2 separate regions of the Homo sapiens genome follow, and region 1 is linked to region 2. The links are chromatin loops, found by intact Hi-C in ENCODE. Cell type or tissue: gastrocnemius medialis. All regions are shown on one strand. Links, peaks and the distances in the headings refer to the core of each region. The heading gives the core; the rest is flanking DNA. Region 1 has its middle 82 kb from the start of CTAGE1. Region 2 has its middle 15 kb from the start of CTAGE1.

Region 1 (13,794 bases), core at 1,248-9,247, 96 kb after region 2:
TTGGCTCAGCCTGTGGTTCTTTTATGCACTGACTTATCTTCGGTGTCCTTTTGTTTTGAAGGTGATTTGCTGTGGTTCACTTCCAGCTGTAGTAAGAATGGCACTTTTAAGCTGGGTGCAGTGGCTCAGCCTCTAATCCCAGCACTCAGGAGGCTGAGGCAGGAGGATCACTGGAGCCCAGGAGTTCCAGCCCAGCATGGGCAACATAGGGAGATCCAGCTGAATGAAAGAAAGAGAGAGGCGGGGGTGGGGGGGAGGGGGGAAGAGATGATTAGAAAGAGAGAGAAATTAAGAATTATACTTTTATTCTCTTCCTTTAAGAAGCCCAAAATGCTGAGGGCAATTTTCCATTTCCTTTCCTTTTTCTACTTCTTCACGCTCTCTCAATATTCTGTCCCTCTCTGCTTCTCCTCTCTCTGCCTATTGCTTTCCTTGTCAGCCAGTCTGCAGCTGGCCCCAAACCCCAGTCTCCCAGGAAGGCCAGTGGCCTCCTTGGCAAGGTCGAGCCAGGCCCTGTGCTCGATGCTGGGCATGAAAGTTAGCCCTGCCCTCAACTTACCCACTGAACAGATGGGAGAGACAAGCAAGCAAACAGGCATTCAGAGTGTGGTGTGATACACACTATAGCATATGGGTCACCTGCCATTTCAAGGGCACTGGAACTGGAGGGACCCCATCCCTGGATAAGGCCCAGAGGTTAGGAAGCCTGTCGGCCTACAAAGGTCTGCTAGTGGCTCTGCAGCCTTGCTGAGCTGGCTTCCAAGGCCCTGTGGGGTCCAGCCTCAGCCTATGCCTCCAGCCCCCTCTCTACCTCTTCCCAGCACATCTTCTGTCTTCTCACCATATGGAACTCTTCCTTTCATGCCTCAGCCTTGGCATATGCTGTCTGGAACACTCTGCCCACCCTCCCACCCTCATCTGGCTCATGTCAACTCACTTTCCAGGTCCCTAAGGAAATGTTCCTTCCTCTGGGAAGCATCCCTGGCCCACCAAGTCCAGGTGGCATTCCATTTACTGGTTCCCATAGCACCCTGTACATGGGTACCTGACACTTATCACACTACCTTGTCACCACCTGTTTATTTGTTTGTATTCCACCCTGGCCCCCAAGCTCTGTGGAAGCAGGAATAGTATTCACATTGCTTGCCTCTGTATCTCTGTGCCAGAAGCAGTGGCAGGCACAAAGTAGGTGCTTATACAGGTATGCTGCATTCATCAAATGCGCCTGGAGTGGTGTGGGATGAAGGCAGAGGGGTAAGCAGGAATGGATCAGGAAGAACCTGGAATGCCACGCTTACAGAGGAGGAAGGGCAGAGGAGAAGACTGTGAGAGAGCAAGGGAAGAGAGAATGCCTGTGAGAGAGAACCCTTGGTGACAGGCAGTAAGCGCTGCCAGAAACATCTGCAAGCCACTCCCTGGAACCAGGGCAGAGTCAGTGCATCCCAATTTGGTTGAACTTCCTTGAAGAAGGAGAGAGGAAACCTAGCCAGCCCAAGCCATCTTGAACTCTCTTTATTTTTTAAAATTTTATTTTATTTATTATTTTTTTGAGACAAAGTCTTGCTCTGTTGCCCAGGCTGGGGTGCAGTGGCACGTACCTCCACCTCCTGGGTTCAAGCCATTCTCCTGCCTCAGCCTCCCAAGTAGCTGGGATTACAGGTGCCCTCCACCACGCCCGGCTAATTTTTGTATTTTTAGCAGAGACGGTGTTTCACCATGATGGCCAGGCTGGTCTTGAACTCCTGACCTCAAGTGATCCGCCTACCTCGGCCTCCCAAATTGCTGGGTTTACAGACGTGAGCCACTCTGCCCGGCCTTGAACGCTCTTTTAACAACAAGATAGCAGATTCCAGTGGAGCTGGCTACTACTTGGTGTCAGCAATTTCTTCTTCTGTCTGTAAGTTGAAGTAGTGTTTGCTCATATCTTGAAACAAATGAGACACTTCTGGAGACATGAAGAGACATGAGAGTCACACAGAGGCCCAGCTGTCTCCCTTTTGGGAAGGGGTGGCCGTCACTGAGCACCTGCTTCTAGTGGCCATTTCCCAGTGCCGTCTGTCCCCACAGCTGGCAGGGCTGTCTCAGTAGGAGGCTGCCCCCAGATGCCAGAGCCCACTGTATCTGCACACAGGATGGGCCTGGGAATTTGCAGCCCCCCAGGGGAGGATTAAATTCTCCATCCCCTACCCAAGAGCTGATGACAGGGATGCATGACCTGCCCTGTTCTCGGAGCTCTGCTGCAGGACTTTGCTTCGTGTCACCCCCTTGCTGGGCCCCTTCCCTGGCCTGTCTCATGTTGCTCATGTCTGCTGGTCTTTCATGGGAGCACTCATAGAAAAATAATCTGCATGACTGTCCCTGTGTCAGAGTCTCCATCTGGGGAAGCCCACCTATGCCAGACAGGGTTCCCAAAGCTCATGACAACAATAAGCATTGCGCTGGAAGCAGTAACACCTGTCACACTTCAGCCCAGCCATTCACACACACGCTATTTCCATCATAGCCGGGCTCCTCAGAGTTAAGGGCATACACTCGGAAAAGTTCCAACCCTGATGGGAGATTTCTAATAAAAAAGAGATGTTTAATTTTTCACATTCAAGAAGGAGCCCATCGCCAACCCCATGAATTCAAAGCCTGATGCTTGTGACTGTCATCCTGTGGCCTCATTGCATGCTGGGAGGAAGATAACCTCATTCAGGGACAGAACGTGTCAGGGAAAGGATGGCATGGGATACAGTTCCAGCTTTCACAAGAATGCAGCAGGCTCTCCAAATGCACTTGGAGGGAGAAAATTATGTTTGGGGTGTGTCTATTTACATTTTTAAAAAGATAAAGTTGTAAAAGATCAGTAAGCCTAATTTCCTGTGGCAGGTATTTATCAAAGGAAAAAGTTTCCAAAGTTTCCAAGTGGAGAGGAGAAACCCCAGCCTGCTGCAGGGTGGCTTTCTGCAGTTAATCGTGCTGGGAATCGTATGAAATCATTTGCACATTATTCTTTGTGACCTTCAACCTTAGGTTTACATTTCAATATTTCACATTGCTACATTGCCCCATTAAAAGAAATGAGAAAGTTTAATTAAAAACTTGAAAATAAGGGCTTTAAATAAACCAAAAGGAAAAATAAAACTTTGCCCCGGTGTCCCTCCAATGAGAAACAACTAGAAATTTCTGAGGGATTAAATGTCTATTTAATCCCATAGGTTTGGTTTTAATACGTGAACATTTAAATCATTTTCAGGTAGTTATAATTTTTTTCCCAATCCGGCATCCAATAAAGTAGTCATCATTTTTTTTTCCTAATCTGGCATCAAATTCAAGAAAGATTAGAAGCAGCATATGTGCCCACATGCTGTTGCAGGTGGCAAAGCCATGCCCCTCGCTCTACACACAGCCTGGTCCTGGGCTGGGGTTGGTCAGACTCAGCATGGGGTGGTCCCGGAACTGACTCACCCCACCTAGCCCTAGGTCCCTATATGGGCTTCCACTTCATTCTTTGTGGGAGTGCCCAGAGCCCCTCCTAGAAGCCAGACAGTGGATTTCCCTCTAACTCCTGTGGGTCGGCTTCCATGGCTAGTGAGTAACTCTGATTTACTTAGTGCCAACGTCATGCCAGGCACTTGGCTGAGGGCACTAGGCCCACCTCTCCTCACAGATGCTCCTCGAAGAGGCTGCTATCATTCATCCCTTTGTTGCCTGTAACTTGGAAGCCGGATGTGCCCTGCCTCCGTTCATGTGTAGCTACTGCCTCTTTGTCCAAAGTCAATCCTGACACAGCCTTGAGCCCTTCCTCTGGTGATCACAAAAGATTCCTTCACACCAAATCGTTTAGAAGCCTTGAATATTTGAAGGATCAAGAAGAGAGGACACAATGCACCCTGCACAGACCCTACCGTCCCCTGCCACCAGTGTCTTGGGGCGTCAGCACAGGACAACACAGCTTTCCCACAAAGCACAACGCTCTCCATAAGTCTAATTCTGGTAAAGCCATTTGAAGACAACTGCCCTCATCCTGCAAGATATGGATGGGCAAGCTGAGGTAGAGAGGGGCTCAGCAATTTGCTCAAGCTCACTTGGCTAATAAGAATCATAATAGGAATCTGATCCCAGGTCTGCCTAAAAGCTCACACTCTAATAAGTCATGCTGCCTCTCCAAGACCAAATCAATAGCCTGGCACGTGATTTCTTCTGGCAGTGCCTACCCTGCTTTACCCTTTCCTCTAAGGCTTAAAGTTGCCCCCTATTTCATCCCAATAGCTGGAGACAGTTCCCACCTGCAGGCTCCGGGACCCCCACTACCTAACACACAGAGCACCTCCTTGGTTCTCCTCTTCCCATCCCCACCCTGTCTCTGTGCCTCTCTCTGGGCTCTACCTACTCCCTTTGCTCTTTGATGGGGACAGATTGCTTGGCCTGCCTCCAGTCCCCCATCCCCAAACCTTCTATCTGTCTGATCGGGCTTCTTTTTATCACCTGTAACTGGACCCCTCCCCTGGGCCACCTCCCATCCTCCCTTGAGCCCATTTACAGGCCACCCATCTCTAAACCCCTTGCTGATTGGATTCACTGTTTTGGGAGAACAACACATCTCTCATCTCTGCCTTTCTTGTCCTTCCTCATTGCCTATAGCAGGCAAAGAATGTCTGCCTTACCAAGAATGATTCAGTTCCACACTTTCCCTAATGACCAGGGTGCTCTAGGGAGGGCCTTGCAGTGTTTAATGGAGTGACTGAGACATCTCTACCTCCCTTCTCTCCTCTTTTGCTCCATATCAGCTGAGATGGCAGCTGCCCCAGAAAAGATTTTTGGCTGATCTGGCTGATCCATTTTCTCCATGCTCCCTTGGATTTTCCCATGCAAAGCTAAAAATAGCAACCCATTTCTGTTCTTAAACTAAAAGACAGAAGCAGACTCCCTTTCATCTGGGCAAGGAAGTGACACTTGTGCTGATGGTGTGGGCAGGTACTGGTGCCCCAGCCTCAGGGAGGAAACAGAAACCGCAGGAAGGAGCAGGGAAGGAACTCTTAGGAAGGGGTTGGTATGCACTTAACATCAAAAGGGATACACCACTATCATCACGAGTAGCAGCTCTGAATATTAGAGTAGGAGTTGGAATTCTCAGGCGATCTGGCAACCAGTTGGGGCTTTCCAAAGGGTCTCATGTGGTCCACCAACGCACGTGTCCCTGGATGGCCAGCTGAGGGGTAGAGTTCACCACTTATGTAGCTGCATCCCCTGGGAGGTGCCCCCAAGCTCTGGAGGCTGCAGATCAAATTCAAAGTTGTCCCTGGAGGTTTGAGTCCTGTGTTGAAGAGCTGTGATATATGCATCTCCATGGCACCAGCCAAATTATGCAATTGCTCCAGTTTCATCACTGTTTTCTCTCTCCCTTCTCCATGATGTCCTTCCTCCCAGGCTGACTCCACTAGTAGCATCTCTTCCTCCTCTCAATTTCTGTCTGCACCAACCATTGGGCATTTAATCATGTAGGACCTTGTGACATTCTCTGTGTTGCTAAAAGAAACTTTTATCGGTTGCAGTTTTCTTTGAAGAGGGGTGTGGGGTGTGTGTGTGTGTGTGTGTGTGTGTGTCCCCTGGTTCAGGAGCGGTGGGTGAGCACTGCAGAATGTTGAGGAAATGCTTGCTTATAGATGCATAAGAGCCGAGGAACTCGGCTCCTCATTCTAGATCTGACATTCGTGAACAACTCTGGAGAAGTGATAAGTTTCTCTGAGACTCCCTGGAAGATGTGCTCAAGAACCCTGGGGTGGAAAGAAATGGTCCCTTCCCAAATTTGTCTGTAGTAAGGGAATTCATATCTTCTGAGTCATGGAAAGTTGGCAAAAATTGAAACAGACTTTAGAAATTTTAGACTTTTAGAAATTTAGACTTTAGATTTTTAGAAATTTTAGAGATTCCTAGGAAGCAAGTAAGCTCAGAAAATGTGATTAGGTAAGGGCCTGAGTGGTGGTAAGATAAATCAATGTTAGATAATGGATGGATGGATACATAGATCGATGATAGATAGATAGATAGATGATAGACAGATAGATAGATAGATAGATAGATAGATAGATAGATAGATGAGGGCTCATCTCTCCCTGGGACTGAGATGACCTCACACAAGGACACAAGCAGCACAATGGGCATTCCCCACAGAAGGCACCGACCAGGGCCAGTCACTTCTCATGACAAGCATCATGTCATCAGTGGCAGGGCCAAGGTCCCCTCGACTCTGAAAGGCCAATGCTTTGAAATGTCCTTTAGCACCCCGGGCATTAAGTCATTTCAGGTCAAGAGCCAGACTGCCCAGTGCCCACTCAGAACCCTGAGGAGCCCTGACCTGGGATTAGGTGAAGTTTGAGTCTGTCTCTGGACTGGGTGCACAGCCAGTCCTGTCTCAGGCCGGGACATGAAATGCTCCCCTTCCACCTGCTCACACGCCCCAAAGAGAAGCCTCCCCCATCACCCCCGTTCCTCCACAGCCCAGTCCCTCAGCTCAGGCCCTCCTCCCTTTGCACCTGAAGCCCCTGCAGGTTGCTCCACGCTCTTCCAGCCCCAGGCTCAGCAAAGCGCCCACCACTATTCTTCCTTGCCAGAGTCCCCACCAAGACAGGGGAGCTAGGCTCGATCTGTCCTGCTGACTGCCTGCGCCCAGCCCTTGGGGACCCCGCGGGCCTCCGTTACTGCTTCCACTCCCCAGTCCTCTCCACTCCCTCTCTAGCTCGTCTTTGTTCCTCAGGCCTGACCCCGGGGCCAACTTCTCCAGGAAGTTTTCCCTGACAACGCCCTGCAGCCCAAGTTGGCAGGCTTGGCACGGCCCCCTCTAAAGAACAGAGGGAGCCAGCCCAGAATTGTCTATCTGACCCTGCTCTCTGCGGGCATCGGCCCTCCTCACCCTCCCACTCTCCCACCGAGCAGACAGTGAGCTCCTGAGGGTCAGGAAGCTCATAGTGCCCTGTCCTAGTATCCCCGTTTCAGTGAAAGGCTTGGTGCTTATCAGATGATTGTCAGAGCTTGTGGAATGCACAGGAAAGCAAGGCGTTCCTGCCAGGGAGTTCTGCCGTCCCAGGACAAAAAAAAATGGATTGGGGCTATGCTCCCCCAGAAAGGGCCCCTCAGGGCCAGTCTGCACTTTATTTTCTCTTTTCCAGTGCTACCTCCACCCAATGCTCTCAATACAAGAGCACTTGGGTTTCATTTTCACTTTTTAAATTTATTTATTTTTTAATTGACAAACAAAAATTGTATAATTTATTGCATTCAACGTGTTTTGAAATACATATATGTTGTATAATGGCTATGCTAAGCTAATTAACATATCCACTCCCTCAAATACTTACGTTTTTGTGGTAAGAGCACTTAAAATCTACTCTCTTGGCAATTTTCGAGTATATAATTCATTAACTATAATCATCATGTTGCACAATAGACCTCTTGATCACTCCTCCTGTCTAACTGAAATTGTATGCCCTTTGACCAACGTCTCCCTCCCCCAGTCCCTAGTAGCCATCATTTTACCCATTTTACCCTCTGCTTCTATGAATTCAATTTTTTTAGTTTCTGCATATAAGTGAGATCACATGGTATTTGTCTTTCTGTGCCTAGCTTATTTCACTTAATATGATATCTCCCAGGTTCACTCACATTGTCACAAATGACAGAATGTCTTTCTTCTTTTATGGCTGAAGAGTACTCCATTGTGTATTATATATTCTTCTTTATCCATTCATCTGTTGATGGAACTTAGATTGCTTCCACGCCTTGACTGTGGTGAACAGTGCTGCCATGAGCCCGGGGTGCAGACATCCCTCCAAACAGGGATTCCCTTTCTTTTGGGTGTAGACCAAGCAGTGGGCCCCCCGTGCTGCTGAACACTCAGGCTGCAATGTTAAACCAGACAGATGTTGTAGAAACAGTGAGCCGTAAACAAACAAATAATTTCTAGCACATGGAATCACAAAGAATGTAAAGCCAGGGGCACACAATAGCTTTACAAAGTGCAAGGAAAGCTCAAGGTGCTGAGCTGTGTCCCAAGACCATCATCCTGCATTATCTAATGGGTGGGGCCCACCTGTGTGTACCGAATCTCCTTCCAGATGCCCCTGCCGTCTCTCCTCTTTCTCTCTCTGTCTGGTTCTCTCCAAAGGACTATGGGGCCGGGGTACCTCCCTTGCCTGTCTGCCTCCCTCCCAGCCCCCATTGCCACTCACCTCCAGCCTTGGCTAGGCCCTTTCCATTGCTCCTTAACCCCTTATCCTCCCTGTACCCCAGGAACTCCTGCATGGGCCTTACCCTGGAATTGCTCACATCAATCCCTGACCAGCTCTAAGGATATGCCTTGAGTCTGGGCTACAGGAAATCTGCAAGACCCTTCCTCCCACCTCCTAGCACCAAGAAGCCCCAAATTGAGCCACATGTCTTTTTTCATTATACATTCATTCAATCATTTCCTTCATTTTTTCATGCCTTCATCCCTAATTAGCATTTACTAATGACTGTACTCTGTGCTAAACATAGGGTGCCAGGTGTCTAGAGATGAGTGCCACTCTTGTCAAGGTGCATGCTCAGTACCCAGTAGGGAGCTGAGCATAGGAGTAAACTCACCAAAATTCACCAGGCACAGTGGCTCACACCTGTAATCCTAGTGCTTTGGGTGGCTGAAGCAGGAGGGTTGCTTGAGGCCAGGAGTTTGAGACAAGCCTGGGCAACATAGTGAGACCCCACCTCTACAAAAAAAAAAAATTAAATTAGCCAGGCATGGTGGCACATGCCTGTAGTCCCAGCTACTCAGGAGACTGATGTGGGAGGATGGCTTGAGCTTAGAAAGTTGAGGCTGCAGTGAGCCATGGTGGTCCACTACACTCCAGCCTGGGTGACAGAGTGAAATTTTGACTCTAAAAAATAAAAATAAATGAAAAATAAAAACACTAACCAAAATGCAGGGAGCAAGGAGTGCTGAGTTGGCTACAGGAGTGCTGAGCATTTCATTGCTTTCCCCATGAAAAACATGCCATCTTTACCCTGTCACAGAACAAATGGAATATCTGTCTCTTTCATGATTAGCAAAGCTGATTTCATGTGTTTCTGAAAAGTCTATCACAGTGAAAACATTTTTACCTTCCAGGAAAGCAGGGAGCTATTTGCTTCCAATGTTTATGGAGATTGATAGGAAAAGAGAAAATTGCATTATAGGCTTATGTGCTGTGATAAAAGTCTATGCAAGGCCCGGTTGGGACAAAGAAAGGATAATTCAAGTCCAGGTAAAGGCAGGTTATGGGGAAAGTACGGCTGACCTCTCTGAAGACATCACGCTTGAACCACGTCCTAATGAGTAGAGGTTGACCAAGCTGGCAAGGAGAAGGAGGGAAAGGGCTTTCCAAAGAATCAGAAAGACCACAGCAAATGCATGGACCATGAAATTTCAAGAACTCTTCATTAATACCTATTACTACCTAACAAATTACTCACAAATGGAGTGGCTTAAAACAACACACAGTTATGATCCCACAGTGTCTTGGGGCAGCCACCTGGTCATGGCTTAGCTGGATCCATCCTTCAGGATCTCTCACAAGGTGGCAATCGAGGCGCTGGCCAGGGCTGGGGTCGCATCTGAAGGGTCAAGGCGGGGATCCATTTCCAAGCTCATGTGGTTGTTAGAAGATTTCAGTTCTTCAAGGGTTGTTGGATAAAGGGCCTTAGCTCCTTGCTGGCTGTTGGCCAAAGGCCACTTTCATCCCCTTGCCAAGTGGACCTCTGCAACACAGCCACTTGCTTCATCAAAGCACACAAACCAGGAAGGCAACAGACAGCATCCACTAGCAAGACAGAAGCTACAGTCTCCCGTCAGTTAATTACGGGAAGTGACATCCCATCACTTGTCATTCTCCGACAGTTAGAAGCAAGTTGCTGGGCCAGCCCACACTCAGGAGAGGGGATTCTACAGTGATGTGGCTACTGGGAAGTGGAGATCACTGGGGCCAGATTAAACCCTGCCTCCCATCGTCCATTTGGGGAACTACAGATTGTCTTGTACTAAGGGGATGATGCAGCAACACTAGAGGCAGCAGGCAGCAAATGCAGACCAAGAGGGCCTTATGCACCGTGCTAAATAACCAGGGTATTTGCCCTGTAGAAGATGGGACTTCCTTCTTTTCTTTTTACTCACCTTTTCCTTTGGCTTTGTTTCTCAAATCACTTTTGCTGTCATTGTTTCCTGAATTCCCACCTTACACATTCTATATCATCACTTCCCCTTACTCTTTGCCATGTTTCTGTCCTCCAGTAGGCACCAGCACAGCTGTTATTCAGACACACCTAAGATTTTAACAATGCAACTGAAATCAGTTTAACTTCCCTAACCCAAAGAGGTGACACCCAGAAATCCATTACTTAGATTTCAGGAACAAGTTGTTTAGGGCTGCTCAAAAAACCAGAGACGAGGTTATTAGACAAGTGTTGAAATGCCTTCTTGGGAACCCAGCCCTTCCCACAGATTCCTGTGTTGTTCCCTAATTGAGGGGCTGCCACCAGGCATTAGTTGTTCCAAATCCATCATCAGCTCCAAAGCCCAAACTTCCCAAACCACAACCAACTTTCCCTGAGGAAATGGCCTCATGTCATAATCCTTCATTGCCCAAAATGTCTCCTGATTATGGTTGTCTGTTCTTTCCTTTCATCGCAGTTGAAAAATGTTCACAGTTCTGGCTTCTAGAGATCTCTACTGGCTTCTTTACCTTGATCACTTTTTCTGCACATGTGAGAGTATATCCTTGCCAAAGCTCATTTTTCCATGCTTAATAAAGCATTTGATAGACTACTTTTTTGGCATGAACCCCCTATCTTCCATCCTTTGATCTGTGAGCTCTACATGGACAGAACTGTATTAGTAAGAACTACCTTTCCAAATACTGTAGCCATGTCCAAAAATATAACACCCTAGGGTTCCATTGGAAAGCCCTGGGGACTCATTTCCTATGATCCTTAGATCCTCTTGGCTTCAATCCTTGCCCCATCCATTATTGATCTCCCAGGGAAAAGAATAATTGCTGCAATACATTCATGGATTTTGACTATCTCCACCCAAGTCCTTTTTGCAAACATACTCACTGGTTACTGCATATCATTTGGAGGATGGCTGCCTTTTACAAATGGATCATGACAACATTCCAAATGCAGCAGCTTTGATGTCTTGGCCAGAAGACACCCGCTTGCCTCTTATGTCATTTTTACCTTAGGTTCAGGCCAAAATAGTCCCAGAGCTTGTCTCCCTGCTGGAGTATCACTCCTTGTCTCTTTTGTTTCCTTGGCTTAACGTTATCACCTTCTCCTTCCCACACTTTCGCCTCATCATTCCATGCAATATTTTACCTTGGACCAGGAGAAATTCTGCAGCTGACAGGCGATTGTATTGTCTTTGAAGTGTGCTGGCTCTAGGCTCGTCTCTGGCTGGAGAAACATCTTACTGGAATTGCTGACAAGAAACCTTTCTGCTTTTGTTTCCTTTTCTGTGTTTACCCATGGATGAGAATGTCAGTAATCAGGAGGGAAGACAGTTGGTCTTCTCTGTGGATCAGCTGAGGATGCATTTTCCCCCACTTACTCCTTTCCCGCAAAAAGTGACGATATTGAACAAAGTTCCTCTCTCTCTAACTACCTCCATTTCCCAATCTCTTCTCCTCCTATCAGCAACCCCCAGTGTTAGTCCTGCTTGGGATATGAGCTGAAGTTTAAATCATGTGTGATTGAGCTGAAGTTTAAATCCACCTGGCAAGGAAAGCCTGACCAGAATCCACCCTGCACCCCTGCCAAAAAAAAAAAAAAGAAACAAAACAAAAAACATTTCCTTTAGTTTTTACCTGGGCCCTTGCTCTCTTTGTGGAGACAGGCATCGGCCTCCCTGGGTTGCAAGGAGATTTGTTTAACTGCTTCAAAGCTATGATTTGCATGAGAAGGCCTTGAAACAAAAGCCCCTGTGTGTGTAAAAATGCTACAGGATTAGGCCTATGTTTGGGACTCTTCTAAAAAGAAGTGTGATTACACAAAAAGCAAGGGCACCCAAGAGCTAAGTGAGCTATCAAATGACCTAACAGACCCGGCTAAGAAACTTAATCTGGCACACGGCGCCCTTCCGGCAGTACCCTGGTCAGTTACACAATTCACGACTTCCCTCATTTCTCTACAAGTTGTGCCTTTGTCTCTAATAGGGGGTCTGCAACCAGGCCTGCTGGGGGGACAGGAATGATGGGCAAGAGTGTGGGACAATGTAAAAATGGAAACCACAGAGTGACTGATGCCTACAGATACCGAGGGAATGGACTGAATGCATCCTTTGACCTAATGAGACCACAACCCACCCGTTACCAAGCCAGAATGAATAAATGGAGTTGGAGTCGCCCCTAAGATTCCTGAATGTCTGATGGCAAACCCTGCCACTCATTCTATCTCCACCACCTGAGAAAGCAGCCTGTGAGGCATAAAATCTTACTAATGAACAAAATCTTACATGGTAGTTCCTGTAGCCCCACCTTCTCCTGGACATGGACTTCTGGGAGGTTAAAGAGAATGACTGAGGTCACACAGGAGTCTGTTCCAAATGGATTGAAAGTCTAAATTTTAGTGTGTGACTTTCATTCCTTCAGATGTAAGCTCTAATGATGGCATCCTTGAAAGGTTTCTCAATGAAAACTAAGTCATAATTGGGAAGTCCTCATTATCAAAGAGCCTTCACGAAAGCTCATATGCACAGGCTCTGCCTGAGAGCAACGAAGCAGAGTAGCTACCGTCTGCCTACTGGGTGACCCTGTGTTTCCCACGGAGACCCAAAACTCAGCACATCCATAGCTATCTTTTCAGCATCCTCTCCAATCTCCTCATCTCCATCAAAGTCCACCACTTCGATTGATAACACCTCGTATGCATCCTGGTAGCCTCAGCTCTCACCCCGGTTACTGCATGCAACAGCCATCGGGCACTCTCCCTACCTCAGCCTCCACTCCTTCCAGCCCATCCTCCACACTGCAGCAGACAGTGAACTGGTGTGGGGTAAACTCAGCGAATAGCAATAATTTAGGCACACTTTTAGAATGACCCAGGGTGGCAGATGCACCTGAATGTGTGTTCCAAGCCAGGGAATCTGGGAGGGGCCAACCTGAGATTTGTTCCTTGTCTATGAGGAACATCTGAGCACCTCGCCTGTGCAATGGATTGGGATTGGGGTCCTGAGTTTGGGGTTAAATGAAGGTTGCCAGGTTGTCAGGGGGATGGTGTTAAGTGAAAATGCTATGTAAACTGCACGCCGTTTGCAGAGGCTTCCATTTTCCTGCCAGCCTGCCACCATTGGACTGTAGGAAAGCGGATATGTGGTTCAGCCCTCTGCCACTGGACTGTTTCTGCATGTTAGGTGGTTCTCCTGTCCAGCTTGCCACCACTGGACCACTCCCCTCTATGTAAGCCCCTAATGAAACCCCATGTCTCATGTGCTGGCTCTGGGTCTCCTCTTTAGTCTCTTGAACATGGTGCCTTCCCTACTGGGGTTAATAGGGGTTCACCAGAGCAACTGTCCAAAATGCAAACTTGGTCCTGCTGTTCCTCTACTTGCATGACCCCCAATGCTTCCCCAGGTCTAAGCAGGAGAATGTTCATACTACACAGTGCCGCAACCCCAGCCTTGCCTGATCTGGCCTCTGCCTTCCTCTCCAGCCTCATTTCTCTCCTCTCCCATACATGCCATCCTCATACTCGCCATCACCTCCATGTCTTTTCCCATGTTTATTCTCTCTTCCTACAAGGCTACCT
Region 2 (16,766 bases), core at 4,069-12,068:
ACATTGCTGGTGGATGAAAACTCATCAGAGGTGGCATGAGTAGATGTGGCAAGACACAAATGAGGCTGTGGCCTTGTATGTGCATAAATATGTACATGTATATGTGTTGAATTTCTCAAATCAATTAGAATGCCACCTTATTCTTTCCCACAACAGGCCCTTCAAATCTGTTCTTTTGACTTGTTTTTTTCCATTGCTAGCTTAATCACAAGCATGTCTATAGTTATCTGGTCATTTTTTACATAATAGAAGTTCAGCCCTATAAAATAAATGCATAGCTTAAATTTGTGGTCTAATCAAAAACATGTTGATATAATTTGGGTGTTTATTTGTCCCTGCCCAAATCTGATGTTGAAATGTAATCCCCAGTGTTGGAGGTAGGGCCTGGTGAGAAGTGTTTGGATCATGGGGGTGGATTCCTCATGAATAGCTTGGGCCATCCCCTGGATGATGATTGAGCTCTTGTTCTGAGTTCGCATGAGATCTGGTCATTGAAGTGTGTGCCCCACCCCCACTCACTCTCTTGCTCGTGCTCTGCTTTCTGAGGCACTGACTTTCCCTTTGGCTTCCATGAGTAAAAGCTCCCTGAGGCCTCCCCAGAAGCTGAGCAAGTTCTGTCACAAAGCTCCCTGTACAGCTGACAGAACCATGAGCCTATTAAACCTCTTTTCTGTATAAATTACCGCAGCCTCGGGTATTTCTTTATGGCAATGCAAGAATGGCCTAATACACATGTCTCCTTCCCCAGTGGTTTGGAAACCTGCAGTGGAAATAGGCACTTTGGCCAACTTCTTTTCCCATGTCTGGCTCCACCAACTCACCTATTTGCAAGCTATTGTTTTAACCATCTCCAAGGTTGGGCACAGGCTAGGAGTTAGGGGAAAGTAGGAATAGAGAGGACAGCTAAAGGACAGAAAAGTCTTACCTGGCTGGTGCAGTTGTAACCTAGAATAGATGCCCTCTGCATATAGCAGACTCCTTATGAAGATGCACTCTTTTTTGGGGTGTTCCTATGAGGTCCTTAGGGTCCTCTCCTCTGTAATTCTCCTTGACTATTGCTAGGATCTCTCACATACAGCTACCTTCACATAGGCAGTGCTCCTCTTACTGGCTGCTAATGACTAGCACCATGAATTCCAGGAGTTTGTCTCTCTGTTAGGAGTCACATATGACCAACATAGTTCCTCTCAAAATGATATAATCCAGCTTCATTCTTTGGACCCAATATTTGGCCCATAGGAAATTTACACGTTCTTTCCCCTTCCCAACTGAGGAAGTCAAGCTTTTCTAATCAACTTCTTCCCTTGGCTTTGTTATCTTGGAGCTCCTGGCCAGTCATAGCCTCTTACCTTTACTCTTTTCAGGGATCAATCAGATACCAGGCCTGTCTCTCTCTAACCAGGGGACCCATGTCAAGCTTTTCAAATAGTACTCTTAAAACCCTACTTCAAAGACTCTCTCTTTTTCTTCCATGGGTGAAATACATGGCCCATTAGCCATTCTTTAAAAAGAAAAGAAAAGAAAAAAAAAACCTCAACACAGACCTCTTTAATTACAATGAATTCTTTGTCTTCTCTTTTATATCCTAGAGGGGAGTGATGGGCCAATTCTGGCAGAGGGTTTCACAATTTCTTAGCCTGTCCTGCATGGACAGTCTAGTGCCACCCAAGAGGTGCAGGATGGGGAGATATTAAACAACTCTTGTATTTGTTCTCAGATTTGGGGGACATAGCTGAAACTCTGAGTCAACAGGAAAGTCCCATCTTAACATAGTATTATACATATGTCATGAGCTCCTACTGGTAGCTCTTCAGTACATTATAATTTAAGTTATGTACCTTGGCAAAATAAATTTGGAAAACACTCTATTGTTTTGCTTTTAAATATGATGTAAGCTACTGGGTTGAGATAATTTTTTAATCATTTTGAGAGACTATTCTATATGTAATTTGTTTAACTTCTATCAGAAATGGATGATGAATTTTGTTAAATGTCTTTTAACATTTATTAAGGTGAACATAAAGTTTCTCTCTTTTGGCCTATTGATGGAATCAATGACATTTCTAGATTTTCTAGTATTAAGTCATTCATGGTTTTCTAGAGCATTAATCCTTTAACGTGATGCTAGATTAGATTTGCTAGTGTTTTTTAAAAATGTTTTGTATCTGTAGTCATAAGCAGGCTTGGCCAAAAATGTTTTGTGCCATCTTTGTCAGGTTTCACTATATGCTAGCTTTTTAAAGAAAATGTAAGGAATTCCATATTTTATTTAAATTATAGCTCTCTTTACAATTTTTTAGTTGAAGTCATATATGTATAGAAAAGTATATATATCAACTAATTTTCACAAAGTAAACACAGCTGAGTAACAAGTATCTCCAACACTCCCTCTTTTACTACCTATCCCCCAGAAGGGTAACCACTACTCTTATTTTTAACAGCATAGGCTAATTTTATCTGTTTTTATATTTTATCTGAAGGGACTCATACATATGTATTTTTCTGTGGTTTTCTTTAACTCAATATTATGTTTGTGAGATTCAGTCTTATTATTGTGTGTGACTGTATATAACTCATTCTGTTCAAAATATAATATTCTGTTGTGTGAATATACCAAAAATTACTTCTTAATTCTGCTACTGATGGCATTTGGGTTGTTTTCAGTTTGAGGCTATTACAAATGCTGTTTTTGGCCGGGCGCGGTGGCTCACGCCTGTAATCCCAGCACTTTGGGAGGCAGAGGCGGGCGGATCATGAGGTCAGGAGATCGAGACCATCCTGGCTAACACAGTGAAACCCCGCCTCTACTAAAAATACAAAAAATTAGCCGGGCGTGGTGGCGGGCGCCTGTAGTCCCAGCTACTCGGGAGGCTGAGGCAGCAGAATGGCGTGAACCCTGGAGGCGGAGCTTGCAGTGAGCCGAGATCGCGCCACTGCACTCCAGCCTGGGCGACAGAGCGAGACTCCGTCTCAAAAAAAAAAAAACAAAACAACAACAACAACAAAAAAAAACCAAATGCTGTTTTTATGAACATTCTAGTACATGTTGTTTCTTTAAATATATGCACATATCTCTGTTGGGTATATACTTAGGAGTAGAATTGCTCTTAACTAATGCATATTGGTTGTTGGTCATTTTCTGATTGTTTTGTGGAAGTCTTGTGTATATTTAGGATGCAAAGTAAAAGGATGAAAAAGATATATCATAATATATCATACAATCAGTAACCATAAGAAGCTAGAGTGGCTATGCTGATATTGGAGAAGACAGACTTTAAAACAAAAATTTTCACTAGGGACAAATAAGAACATTTTACAACACTTAAAGGGTCAATTCATCAGGAAGATGTGACAATTTTAAACATACGTGCACCTAACAACAGAGCCCCCAGATATACAAAGCAAATATAGACAGAATGGATAGAAGGAAAAATAGATAATTCACAAGTAATAATTGGAGACTTATACACCCCACTTTCAGAAATAGATAGAAAAACTAGAAAGAAGATCAACAAAGAATAGATGACTTTGATATAGGAGTGAACCTTCATGACTTGAGGTTAGGCAAAACCTTCTTAATTAAGACACTAAAACCACAAGTGACAAAAAAAGGCAAATTAAGTTTCATAAAAATTTAAAACTTTATTGTTTCAAAGAAGATCATCAAGAAAGTGAAAAGATAACCCGCACAATGAGAGAAAATATTTGCAAATCGTATATCTGAAAAAGGGCTTGTATTTAGAATATATAAAGAACACCTACAACTCAATAATAAAAAGAAAAAATAACCCAGTTGAAAAATGGGCAATGAATCTGAGCAGACATCCCTTCAAAGGTGATATACAAATGGCCATTAAATACGTGAAAAGACACTCAACATTCTTAGTCATAAGAGAAATGCAAATCAAAACCACAATGAAATAACACTTCATATCCACAGAAATGGCTATAATTAAATAAAAATATAAATAATAGCAAATGTTGACAAGGATGTAGAGAAATTAGAGCCCTTGTATATGGCTAATGATAATGAAAATAGTGCAGCCACTTTGGAAAACAGTCTGGCAGTTCCTCAAAGTGTTAAACATATAATTACCATGTAACCCAGCAATTCTACTCCTAAATACACATGTAAGAAAAATGAAAACACACATGTACATAAAAACATAAGTTTTATGTACATTGTTCATAACAGCACACAACCAAAATGGCAATCAACTGATGAATGGATAATTTGTTGTATATCTATGCAATGAAATGTTGTTCAGCAATAACACAGAATGAAATACTGATACATGCTACATCATCAATGAACAAAACCTTATGTCCAGTGAAAGAAGCCAGTCACAACTGACCACATATTGTATAATCTCATTTACAGGCAATGTCCAGATTATGCAAATCCGTAGGACAGAAAGTAGATTCATGGTTGCCTGGGTTTGGGAAGTTTGAGGAGGGGAAGATGGAGAATGATTGCTAATTGCAAGATTTCTCTTATGGGTAATGAAATATTCTAAGCTTGATTTTGATAATGGTTGTACAACTCTGAATACACTAAACACCATTGAATTGTACACTTTAAATGTGTGAATTGTATGATATGTGGATTATAACCCTTTAAAGCTGCTAAAAAAGAACAATTTTGATCTTAAGCCATTCAAGCTTACATTCTTTAAAGGATTATTATTCTTTTATATTTCCCACAGTGCTCAGAATACACTGCTAAGTGGTTAATAAATGCTACTGAATTGAGTAAAACGTTTAGTGAAACTGGACTGACTGATTCAACAGGGTGCTTTTAGATTTCTCCTGTGCACAGAGAATTAGACCATCCCATGGGCTTGCTATGATGAAGAACAGAACCCTTCCCTGGGATAGATGAAAAGGAGAATCACCCCAAACAACAAGACAACCAAGCTACGAGCAGGCACGCTCCTATCTGCATGACTGATAAAGACCATCTGATGCCGCCAGTTACTCAGTGAGGCCATTCTCTAGGCAAAGTCACAATATTTATTTTAACACCAGTGACTATTGAGTGTGTGTGTATATCTATGTAGTGATAAAACACTGCTGTAATATGTACACAGGATCTGAACAAGATCAATTCATCAGGACCATCATGCAGTCTACATATGAGAGAGGTTGTTTATGTAGTGGGTTGATAGAATACCGTGATACAAGCCACAGAAAAGCACTGTCTGATGTTCATAATGCATGCTATGTATTTCACAATATGGGCATTATGTAAATAATTAATAGCATGGACTAGAGATAGCATTGATAGGAAGGAGAGAGACAGCATGCAAGAAAGTCTGCTCAAATACGCTAATGAGTAGGATAGAAATATTTCACCAAGCACATCACACATTTTAGGGACTCTTGTTATCAAGCATTGTCTTGTGGGATGGCTGATTTTTCTTCTCAATGACTGCCAGTCCTACAGATACAATTTTGAAGTATTTTATTTGTAAATTTAAAAAGCTGTTTCCACTGTCTATGTGTATGAAAGTCAATGTGGAAAGAAATTGCCCCATGAAATAGGACAATAAAATGCAACTATTTGAACTGCTTAGATGCCAGTCTTTTTCTCAGAAATGTTCTATTCAGGAATACAGTAAGCTTAATTGGCAAGATATTGACTAGCCTATATGTAATTTATCTTTCAACCATTACTCAGTGTTTCCCCAAGTACCCTGTTGTCTACCTAGAGAGGAGCACTGTACTGATGAGCTGGAGCTCAGGTCCCCAAGGATGTCTCCTTTTCCTAATACATATATATTAATTCCCATTAACCTCATTTAGAGTAAGGAGTAATGTGGGCATGAAGAGGAGGCCAGACAGCCAGATGGCTGTGAGTGTCTGTTACGGTATATGAGTAACTCTTCCCACTATTCAGCCTTTATTTAACCAATGAATTCACATGATGAGTAACTCATTTTTGAGGACTGGTTTGCTTTCCTCCAGGATAACTGACAAAGACATGAACTCTCTCATACCCTTTCCTAGAGCTAGAAGTTACGAAAGCTGTGAAAGACACTGAAAAAAGGTAACTCTCCAAGTGAAGGCAGCCATTTACAGAGGGAAAGTGCACCGGAGGAGCATTTGTGAAAGTGCAGTCACCAGCAATAGCCCAGTGAGCTTCCCTCCCAAAACGGAGAGGCCAATGAATCATGGCTGCTCCCTGTCCATCAACACCCCGCCTCACCCCCACCCACTTAGACCTTGGTGGAAATGGCAAGAAAACCAAACAGCTATTTATACATTTCTTTTTGAAGTCCTAAAACTCAGTGGTGGCATCAATTGACTTCTCTCTTCAACTCTCAACCCTTAAGGAATAAAAAAGAGGAATCAGCTGATGGCCATCTCTGAGGCTGACCCAGAGAGTTAAGGAGACTGCTGGCCTCACCTCCTCTGTCTTTAGGTGTTCAGGGAACACAGCTCTAGGGCTTCAGGATTTGCAGTGATTATTTAGGTCCTCTGATTAGAGGCAGGGTTGGAGTCTCTTCAGTAAAATCATCGTGTCCGGCTTCTAGAAAAATTATTATTGCAACCCTTTGAACAAGAAAAAAAACCCCTCTATTTTTAATTTAAACAATAAAGCAAAGAACTTGAAAGTATATCTCAGAGTGGTGTTAAGAAGCCAAGAAGTGTTAAGAAGTGGTGGTGGTGTTAAGAAGCCAAGAAGATGGTGGCCGACTGGGTCAAACGGCACTGTGAGCACAAGGCAGATGCAGGTGGAAAAGTGTGTTTTGTGATCCTGTTGGTATGAATGATTTCTCTCCCAGAAGAGTAGCTTGGTGGATCCATCTTAGGCTGGGGGTTTCCAGGCAAGTACAATGGAGGGAGAGAAACAAGAGAGCTTTGAGGGTGCTTGTGAAGATGGAGCCAACCATTAATTAAGCCATGAATTAATTAAGCCATGAAAGGAAGGATGAGAGAACATGGGGACCTGATGAGTAATAAGAAAATTAGGGAGTTAGTGAAGTGGCCGTCGTGGGTTCATTTAAACCTCAAAATAACCCCACAGTGTTACCGGGGATTAAAGAGATTAACTTGCCCAAGGTCACAAAGCTAATAAAAAGCAGATTGCAGATTTCAACTTGCTTTGTCTGACATGAAATCTAGTGTGTGAGGCACCACTATACATATCCACAGACACTGTAACTTCCCTTCCGCCTCTGGGTAATGTGCCAATTCCAGTCTACCGTAACTGAAACCAGCAGGGGAGAGTTCCAAGTGTGGACTAGGCCGAACTGATCCAACTACAAGACAATCTCCCTTTGGGGTGTCCCGATCCCACTGTGAGGTATGATCCTCTCACCCAGAGCATGTCTACAGAGCATCAAGTAACAGGATGGCTGAGAAAGTCCACATTTTATATGAAGCTTTTCTGTTTTAAAAATCTTTCAGCACTGTGTGTGCATACAATCATTTTTAATTATAGTTTTTAGCTCCTAAAAACTATAATGCATATATATGCTTTGGGATTATAGCCATCTGTTCTAAGTCTCACAATATATTCCAGATATAAAAAATAAAACATAAAACAAAATTTGAAGAAGTCAAGCCAGAGTTTGTAGTTGCATAAAAAGTCTCTTACTTGCTTGATGAATGATAGTGACTTATGGAATTATTTAACATCTTCATCCAGGTGTTTTTTTTTTTCCCATTAATAATAGTATAGCAGCTCAGATAGTTTACCAATCTAAGATCATTTTAATGGTGATGTGTTACTTTTCTCTTGCTTTGGATATTTAAAGCAAGATTTGCAAAGTTGTTTGTTCGTTTGTTTTTGCAGTTCCGTACTTTTTAGTCTTTGGGATGCCCCTCATGAGCAAAGTGTTAAAGGAGAACCCTGTTTCTCTATGTAATTGTAAATGCATAAGCTTGTAGCATCTCAGACTTAGAACCACATTGGAAATCTGGTCGGCGTCCCACGGGGTACAGGAAGCCTCCAGGAGGGGTCCCTGACAGCAGTTACCAGATTCTTCTTAGCCACTTCTGACAACAAACTGCGGAGGCTTAGCCCATCTTTTAACTGCTCTGATTACAGCTCCCAGGGAGGAGACAAACCTTTAAGAGGTCTTCCTAAACCTAAGTGTCCCCCTTGCAGGTCACTTCAGGATATAACTGAATCCAAATTATTAACTAAAGATGTAACGTGTTTTCTCTACTCCCAACCGCTCTCCAAGAAATGTCTTGACTTGCAGCTGCTACCAGAAAGAAAAAGCGAGAACGCCGGTGGCGCCTTCTCACGGACTCTATCAGAGCATGGATAGATTGTGTGCCCTGGGGGGCTGATGTGGACAGGAACACCAGGTTCTCCCTCGTTTGTTCTTTATCTGTACTTACTGCACGTTTTTCTGCCATGGACTTTTTATTATTCTAAATTGTGAGTGAGATAATAGTTGGTTTCTCAAAGTGCAAAGGCTAAACCTACTGATAAACTTCAGCCGCTACCAAAGGATAAACGCCACCCAAACTGCCAAAACAATCATGACCTCACTTCCTGCATGGAGTCTGAATGCTTCACCAGAAACTCAGAGAACCCGGCAGGCAAGGCTCTGGCACGGGTCACAGGCAGAGATCAATGAGTCATCCAAGCCGTTCCTTGGCCAATTCTTTTAAGGAAGGAAGATATGGAGCAAGTTATTTTGCTCCATCTCCCGTATCACTACTTGTGTCTCGGGAGACTTTGCTATCATCAAGCCTTTCAAAGAGATGAGTTTGATTCCCACTGTTCCTACCAGTAAAATTTACTTGTGGGATTTTCTAAAAGTCTGGGCCAAACATCAAACAACTTAGACGTTCCTATCCTCCCCAACGAATGGATTTTCAGGTCTGGTGTGAAAAACCTCCATTTGGGGCCAGGCATGGTGGCCCATGCCTGTAATCCTAGCACTTTGGGAGGCTGTGGCAAGCAGAACACCTGAGTTCAGGAGTTTGAGACCAGCCTGCCCAACATGGCAAAACCCCCGTCTCTACTAAAAATGCAAAAATTAGCTGGGTGTGGTGGTGCATGACTGTAATCCCAGCTACTCAGGGGGTTGAGGAAGCAGAATTGTTTGAACCCAGGAAGCAGAGGTTGCAGTGACCTGAGATCGTACCACTGCACTCCAGCCTGGGAGACAGAGCAAGGCTCCATCAAAAAAAAAAAAAAAAAAGTCCTCCATTTGGGGTGTGGTGGTGCATGCCTGTGGTCCCAGCTACTCCAGAGGCTGAGGTGGGAGGATCACTTGAGCCCAGGCAGTCGAGGCTGCAATGAGGCATGATCACGCCACTGTAATCCAGCCTGGATGACAAAGTGAGACCTTGTCTTAAAACAACAACTGAAAAAACACCTCCATTTGTATAATAGCCAGACCAGAAAAGGATACATTTAATTTGCAATACTAATTAGAGTTTTCTAAGATGAATATTTAAGACTTCCTGAAAGCATTGGCTTGGGAGTTTCTGAAGGTCTGAAAAAAAACCAGTAGCATTTGTGCGATTCTTGAAGTTCTAATGGTCCTAAAACAGATAAAACCGTTCCCAATGCCCGATGGGCTGTCAAATTGCTCCAGGGAAACGGAACAAATATTGTTGGAAGGGCCACGATGGAACAAGTCTTGTTGGTTCTACAGACACAAAGTTACTAAGGCCTTGACCTATCTGTGATTCTCAAACACAGTGGGAAGGACTAAAAGAATGCACAGGATCCGAGGGAAGCCCAGAGGAGAGCCCTGAGCCCAGCCCCGCCTTGGAAAACAGGGTCTGGAAGGGCTTTTCACGGTGGGCACCCTGACTGGGTTTTAGAAGGCAAGTAGGAATTAATGAATCCAGCTACAGTGTAGCAGGATAAAAGGAAATTAGAAATTGAAATGAGAAGGCCTATGTTTAAGACATGATTATTGTTATGTACTGAACGTTTGTGTCCCTCCCTCATCACTCATATGTTGAAGCTCTAACCCCCAATGGGATGAGACCTTGGGAGGTAATGAGACCTTGGAGATGGACCTTTGGGAGGTAATGAGAGTTACATTAGGTCTTGAGGTTGGGTCCTGCATGATGGGATTTGTGACTTTATAAGGAGAGGAAGCACCCACTGAGGAAGGGTCATGTGAGGACGCAGCAAGAAGGTGGCCCTCTGCAAGCCTGGGAGAGAGCCCTCCCCAGCACCCAACCCTGCCGACATCCAGATCTCAAACTTCCAGCCCCCAGAACCATGAGAAAACAAATGTGTGTTGCATAAGCCACCCAGGCCATGGTATTTTGTTATGGTTGCCTAAACAGACTAATATAATTTTTCTCCCTTATTACCTGTGTAACCTTCTTAGAGAAAATAACTTTATGTTTCTAAAACTGTTTCCATTTTATAAAATGGTGATGCGAATACCTAGTTTGCAGCATTGTTTAAAAGTTAAATGAGATAGTATTTCCATTCCAGCCAGAAACTGTGTGCCCATGACCTGGGGATGAGAGAGACTGAAGAACTGAAATCTCACCATCCTAAAACAGATCTGTTTGCACTTTGATCATTTCTTAAATACAAAGATTTCTCCCAATGACTGCATACATTTCATGTGGTAGTGTTGTCTTTCTTCTAGAAATCTGTTATTAAACATTATTGTCTCTTCAACAAATGGGATCTTAGAATCAGGGAAATATCTGGTCATGGTTTTGCCTGGAACAAGGAGCAAAGAGAGACCAGGCTGTGGCAGGAGAGGGGGCTGCAGAGGTAAGCATGGGACATAATTCATGGGGGCAGCCAGGCTTGGAAAAGAGCAAGGACAGGATAGAGTTTATACGTTGGTAGCTGGGAAGACAGGCTGAAGGCTTGGGAGTCTTACGGAGGCAGGAAAACACGTGGTGCAAATAACTGGAGCAAGAGTCCAACAGACCCAGTGCAGACAGAAAGTGGTCATTTGAACATGGGAATTCTCATATGGGGGAGTTTTGGGGAATGCATGGAACAAGCATAGCCAAGAGGGTGGCTGGTTGAAATGGAATCCAAGTAAAGGTCACTGGAGTCAAGGGGGTCAGGAAAATATTGTCTGGAGTGTTGGACCCATGTGTACATTGGCCTTTGATGTTCTGCAAGATGACAGGACACAAAGTGCAGAAGGCTGCTGCCAAAGCCTCCACAGCTTCTTCTCCTGAGTTGCTAACATGGGTGAGGGGTACCACTGTCTACCCAGTGATCCAAGCCAGGAACCTGGTATTCATCCTCATTTTCTCCCTCCCCTTCACCCCTCCATCCCACCAAGGAGGCCCCTCACTCACAGTGGCTACTTGTACAGCAGCTCTGCACCTCTTGCCAAAGGAGAGGCCTCACAAACACTGGCTGTGAGCTTGTGTGGTGAGGCCATGCAGGCCTTGTGGAGTCTTGACTCTTCCTTTTGTAGCTTGGTCAATGAGGGCTGTTGACCCAAGCACTGGGCTTCATCTGCTTCACTTGTAAGAGAGGATAATAATTGTACCTGCCTCAGAGGTAGTCGTGGCGGATTATGAGATTACACAAACATGGCATTGTGTGTGCATGTTGCACAGCCTGGCATACAGGAAGTGCTCACTAGGTGCTAGCTGTTGATGAGGTGGTATTAGTGGTGTTTTAGAATGCAGAACCAAACACAGGAAAACCCAGTTCTTCTTTGGTGGTAACAGAGGAAGAATGCATATCTCAAGTCAAAACTTAAGTGTAGTAAGAAGACAGTACAAGATTGAATATAAAGAACGGTGGGAATTGAGGACTGAACAGACAGAGGGGACCTTTGAGAATTCACTGGGGGTGGGAACTGATGTCAGCCCACATGGGAACCCTAACAGATGGGAAACAGAAAGGTTTGGCCAGCAGGGCAGAAGGATGGAATTCATGTGCCCTCTGGAGACCCTGTCCAGGAAGGGTGGAGGGGGTAGTGGACCACCGCTACTGCCCAGCCTGAGCAAGCAGAGGGCCCAGAGGCAGGGTGAAGCCCAGGGGTCTTTCAGGCTTCCTCAAACCAGCTCATGTGGAGGAGTCCTGGGAAAGCTGGAACTCGAAACACTGATGCCAGCGTCCATGAAGCATTGTGGGGACTGGTGAGATGAATGGGCTCTGCACCACAAAGTTACCAGGGAATTCTCAGTGTCTACAAGCACTCACTTGGTGTTTGACATCCCGAATTTCCTCAGCTCCATCTTGTAAAATTTTCCACACATTCCTTTTCTGAAATTGGAACATGTCTTGTTGTGGTTGTTTTCTTTGTCCCCAAAATGCTATGCATTCAGTCCATAGTGCTACCATTAATGGCACCATAGACCCAAGGAAACACAAAATGTCTCATGATAGTATTGGTGAATGAAATAAGAAATGCTAGTTAAACTTCTTACGTAACCTTATGGTATTTGACCTGTAAGTCACTTACTCTGATGCATGCTAGGAAAAGTAAATACTCTGACCAATGATACACGATGCAGCTCATTACCTAGGGAAACTCACGTTCAAATAAATTGATTGGGAGGTTACACACAGTCAGGAAATTGGCTCATTGGAGGTAATCATAGCTGAGGCCCACACTGCCTGGCCAGCTGGAGTGGATGTCTGACTGCTCCCAGCCCAGGGCAGCCTTTCCAGTAAGCCCTTCTGAGTATCTCCAAGTTCAGTGCTCAAAAGCTTTCCACATTCATCCCGAAGCCTTGACAAATGTGCCTTTGCTTACTGAAGCTTCCAAAAGAAAAGGTTACATGAAATCTGAGTGGAATACAAATAGTTCTTCCTTTCAGGGACTTCATTCTCTGGGAGCTCATGTCAGAAAACGAACTTCCTCCGTGACCACTAGGGAGCTCCCATTGGTGTTTGGTGTTTTAATGGCTGGAGACGTCCCTTAGGTTCCCTCTATCATTTCATATGATTGCATCTATATTTAATCAGTTTTCACCATGTTCCTGGAAAGGCATTTAACCGGCTGCCAGCAGACTCCTCCTCCTGCTCCCCTGCACCATGAAGTCAGTTGGCAGAGCCCTTCATTCAGCCCCAGGGCTCGGTCACCCTCCCTGCATTCTCTGCTGGACAAGCCTGGCTTCTCCTCATGTGTTAACTCCTTGTTCTGAGAGGGGTTGCTACCTTTCAAAGCTTACCTACATAAAGTCACTCATACCCTTTTCATGCATAGGCTGACCAAGCCAAATATTTAAAAAGAAAAAAAATTCACAGAGGCTAGCACGGTTCAGGAAATAGAAGACCCTGAGTAGAAATGAAGTGAAACACAATGAATCCTGGCTGAGTCTGCAAATGGGATTGTGTTGCAGCAGGGAGACGCAGCCCCACAGAAAAGGAAAATCAATTTTCATTAATGATTTTGAATGTGCTATTGGCCTTGGGTTAATTATTTATTTGCATGAGGGTTTAGATTTATCTCACGGATATGCCAGATTATTTGAAAGGGTTTTAGTGTCTTTGACCTATGCTCAATGAATCCTCTTGACCCATATTTTATTTCACATGCAAAAACAGTAGGCAGTATATTGGTCATTTGTTTTCTAGTTTATTCATGATTTCAATCAACTAATAATTAATGAGGCTCTGTACTGGATGCTATTCTAGGTTCTGTGAATAAAACTATGAACAGAGCAGGCAATGTTCCTACCTTCATGGAGCTTAATATTCTAACAGTGGGAGGGACAGGTAAGCAACAAATAAAAAATGAATGTGAACCCTTGATAAGATGCAATGAAATGGCACTTTACCTCTGTGCTCTGTCTCCAAAACACCCACAGCTCCAGTCTAATCGTGAAAAAAAAAAATCAGACGAATTCCAATAGAGGAGCATCCCACTCCTCAAAAACGTCAAGGTCATCAAAACAAAGAAAGTCTGAGAAACTGTCACAGCCAAGAGGGGCCTAAGGAGCCAAGACAAGTACATGTAATATAGTATCCTGGGTGGGATTCTGGAAGAGAAAAGGACATTGGGTAAAAGCAAAGGAAATCTGAGTAAACTATGGGCTTTCATTAAATTTTTAAAAATGAATGTGTCAGATAGTGATCAATGAGGTAAGGAAAGTGAGAAGGAGGAGGTTAAGGAGCAACAGTGTCATGGGGGGCTGTCTCGGCCAGGGAAACTCACTGAGGAGCGGACAGCTGTGGTGCAACTTGAATGTTGGGAAGGCACCAATCTGCCAAGCAGGAAACTGCATCTGAGGAATGGGAACACATGGAAAAGGCCCTGAAGGAGGAATGAGCTGTTGTGTCCAAGAAACACACAGAGGTCTTGTGTGGACAGAACCTCGCAAGCAAGTGGGAGAATGGTACCAGACAGCACTGAAGACAGGGACTAAATCGTGAATGGTTTTCTAGGTCAGGCTAAGGAATTTAAATGTTATTCAAAGTCATTGGAGAGTTTTAAGCAGAGAAGTGGCATGATCTGATTTATCTTTGAAAAATATTACTCCAACTGCTGTGCTCAGAATAGATTGTATTAGTGGTTGTCTGAGGCTGGGGAGAGGAGAAAATGAGAAATGATCATTTACTGGATACGGGGTTTTGCGGGGGTGATGATAATGTCCTGGAAGTGGATAGTGGTGATGGTTGTGGAACGTTGGCAATATACTAATAACCACTGAATTATACACCTTAAAATGATTAAAATGGTAAATTTTATATTATGTAAATGTTGTCTTAATTTAGAAAAAGAACTGGCTGTAGAAGTTCAGGCAAGCATGAAGGGTGGTAGTTTAGCTGTGAGGCTATTGCTGTGATACAGGAGAGAATGATGGTGGCTTGGATTTGGGTGACAGCAGTAGGGATGGGAAGAAGTATTTGGATTCAGAGATATTTTGGAAGTAGAGCTGATAGGATGACTTTAGAGATGAGGTAAAGAGAGGAGGTTATTGAGGGAAATTAAGGGTGATGTTGGGACCATATAAAAACATGCCTGACTTTTTCCAGTTTATTTTAAGACATTTTAATGTGGATTTAATATGCTGGGTATTAGTACACTTTGGGCTATAAATAATACAAAGCCCCAACTCAAGCTGGCTTAAATAGTTGGAAATTTAAGTTGGATCTCACACAAGAATCAGTCCAGCAGTGGGCATGGGCTTTATGCTGGAGCAATCGGGAGCTTCGCATGTCATCAAGGGCCCAGGTTTGTGACATCCTCCCACTATGCCACCCTCAGTTTTGCCCTGACAACATGGTCTATGCTCATGGTTTCCAGATGGCAACAGCAGTTCTAGGTGTCACATACAAACAAAACTATGATGAAAGGAAGAAATGGCATCCCATCTAACGTATCCTTCTTAGAAGTGAAGAAAGTGGAAGATCCAGATGACTTCTCAGCATGTTACGTGTCTGTTTCTAAATTAATAGTCAGCATGGGAAATGGGTTTACCATGGTTGGCTTAAACTACCCAGGATTCATTCCCTATACCTGAGGCTGAGGTTCAGTTTTCCCTGAAGTACACAACAATGAGAGGATGATCAGCAGTTCCCTTAAGAAGGGCATAGGGATTGTATGCATGTTGGATAGGCAACTAACAGTATGTACTCCATGGTGGTGAACTAAACATTTTTTTTGTCCAAACATTTGTTCATTATAAATAGGGAGGAGTTGAGAGAATATAAGATATATTATTATATCACCAGAATTTTGTCTGATGGACTTTACTATCTTAAATCTTCATTAGAACTAAAGCCAGCTTGGTGACATGAGCCAGCTTTGGCTACTTGGGAGGCCAAGATGAGAGGATTGCTTGAGCCCAAGAGTTCAAGATCATCCTGAGCAACATAGTGAGACCCTCCCTCTTAAAAAAAAAAAAAAAAAAAAGAAAGAAAAACTAGAGAAAACACATTTTGAATACCACTGAACATTTTACAAGAACTTGAAGTGCCAAGAACCTGAAGTTCCTAGAAAGATTTAATAGAACAAGGAAAAAGTGGGACGTCAAAGGATGGTGTTTAATAATAGCTACCATCATTGCACATTTCTTATGTGTCTGACACTTTTCTACTTAACATAAATTATATCATTTAATTCCCACGATACCTTATAATGAGGTCTTATTAAGACATCTTTACTTTACAAGTGAGGAAATGGAGGTTTAGAAAGTTTAAGGCAAATTGCCAATGTCACAGACAGTAGAGCCAGGACTTGAACCCAGACAGTCTGGCTCCAAAGCGTGCAAGCCTAATCTCTATGCTTCCTACACACTGTGTTCAATCTAGACTTGAAAATTTAAACTTTATAGCAATATTTCTCAAATCAGCAACTCCCCCTTTTGAAAAAACAAAAATGTCCTGCTATCCTCAAAGAGATTTTGATTACTTATCTTTATGTGTGAAATCAATAGGCATTTTCTTTCCTTTTTCATATGTAAAATCGCATCATGAAATTGACTTGCATTTTCAAACTTTCCCCCTTTCCCAGATATTCTGATATGCCTAGACCCCAAAGTAAGTGATCTTCTGGAGTGCAAATCACTCTTCTGGAGCATTTGGAGGGATGCCAAAGGTTTGAGGTTCCAGTGGAATTCTGGTCCTGATGGCGTTCTGGCCCCAGTGACCTGTACTGGCTGTCTGTATAGTACCAATGCAAGCTAGATCGTTGCTCAACCTTGCACGAAACTTTAGCTGAATAGGTCTGGTTTTGGGGTCAATGAACTGCTGGAGCTGACTTTCCGTTGTGTAAGGGAGGTCACGCCAGTAAGATTCTCATTTGTTAAGTGGGAAAAACACATAACATGTAACATTCCCCCCAAATAAATGGGATTAATTATGGGTCAACTACCATTTGGAAATAGAGTTTTAT

The links. A loop is a pair of places that touch in the nucleus more often than their neighbours do. Peaks named below come from ENCODE experiments on the same cell type or tissue, not always from the same donor. Only the 100,000 strongest peaks of a DNase experiment are listed, where the experiment ranks them.
Region 1: it touches region 2 in a loop (2.0-fold over the local background); 3 of 110 quality-filtered maps call a loop at or near these places.

Annotation. Positions count from the first base shown.
Region 1 is chr18:22,329,007-22,342,800 of GRCh38, reverse strand. No RefSeq gene overlaps it. Among named protein-coding and RNA genes, the nearest start is that of CTAGE1, 82 kb to the left of the region's middle. In gastrocnemius medialis, for the core only: no CTCF peak of the experiment used is centred there; a DNase peak (open chromatin) is centred at 5,256; H3K27ac peaks cover 660 bases.
Region 2 is chr18:22,424,567-22,441,332 of GRCh38, reverse strand. No RefSeq gene overlaps it. Among named protein-coding and RNA genes, the nearest start is that of CTAGE1, 15 kb to the right of the region's middle. In gastrocnemius medialis, for the core only: no CTCF peak of the experiment used is centred there; a DNase peak (open chromatin) is centred at 8,563; H3K27ac peaks cover 377 bases.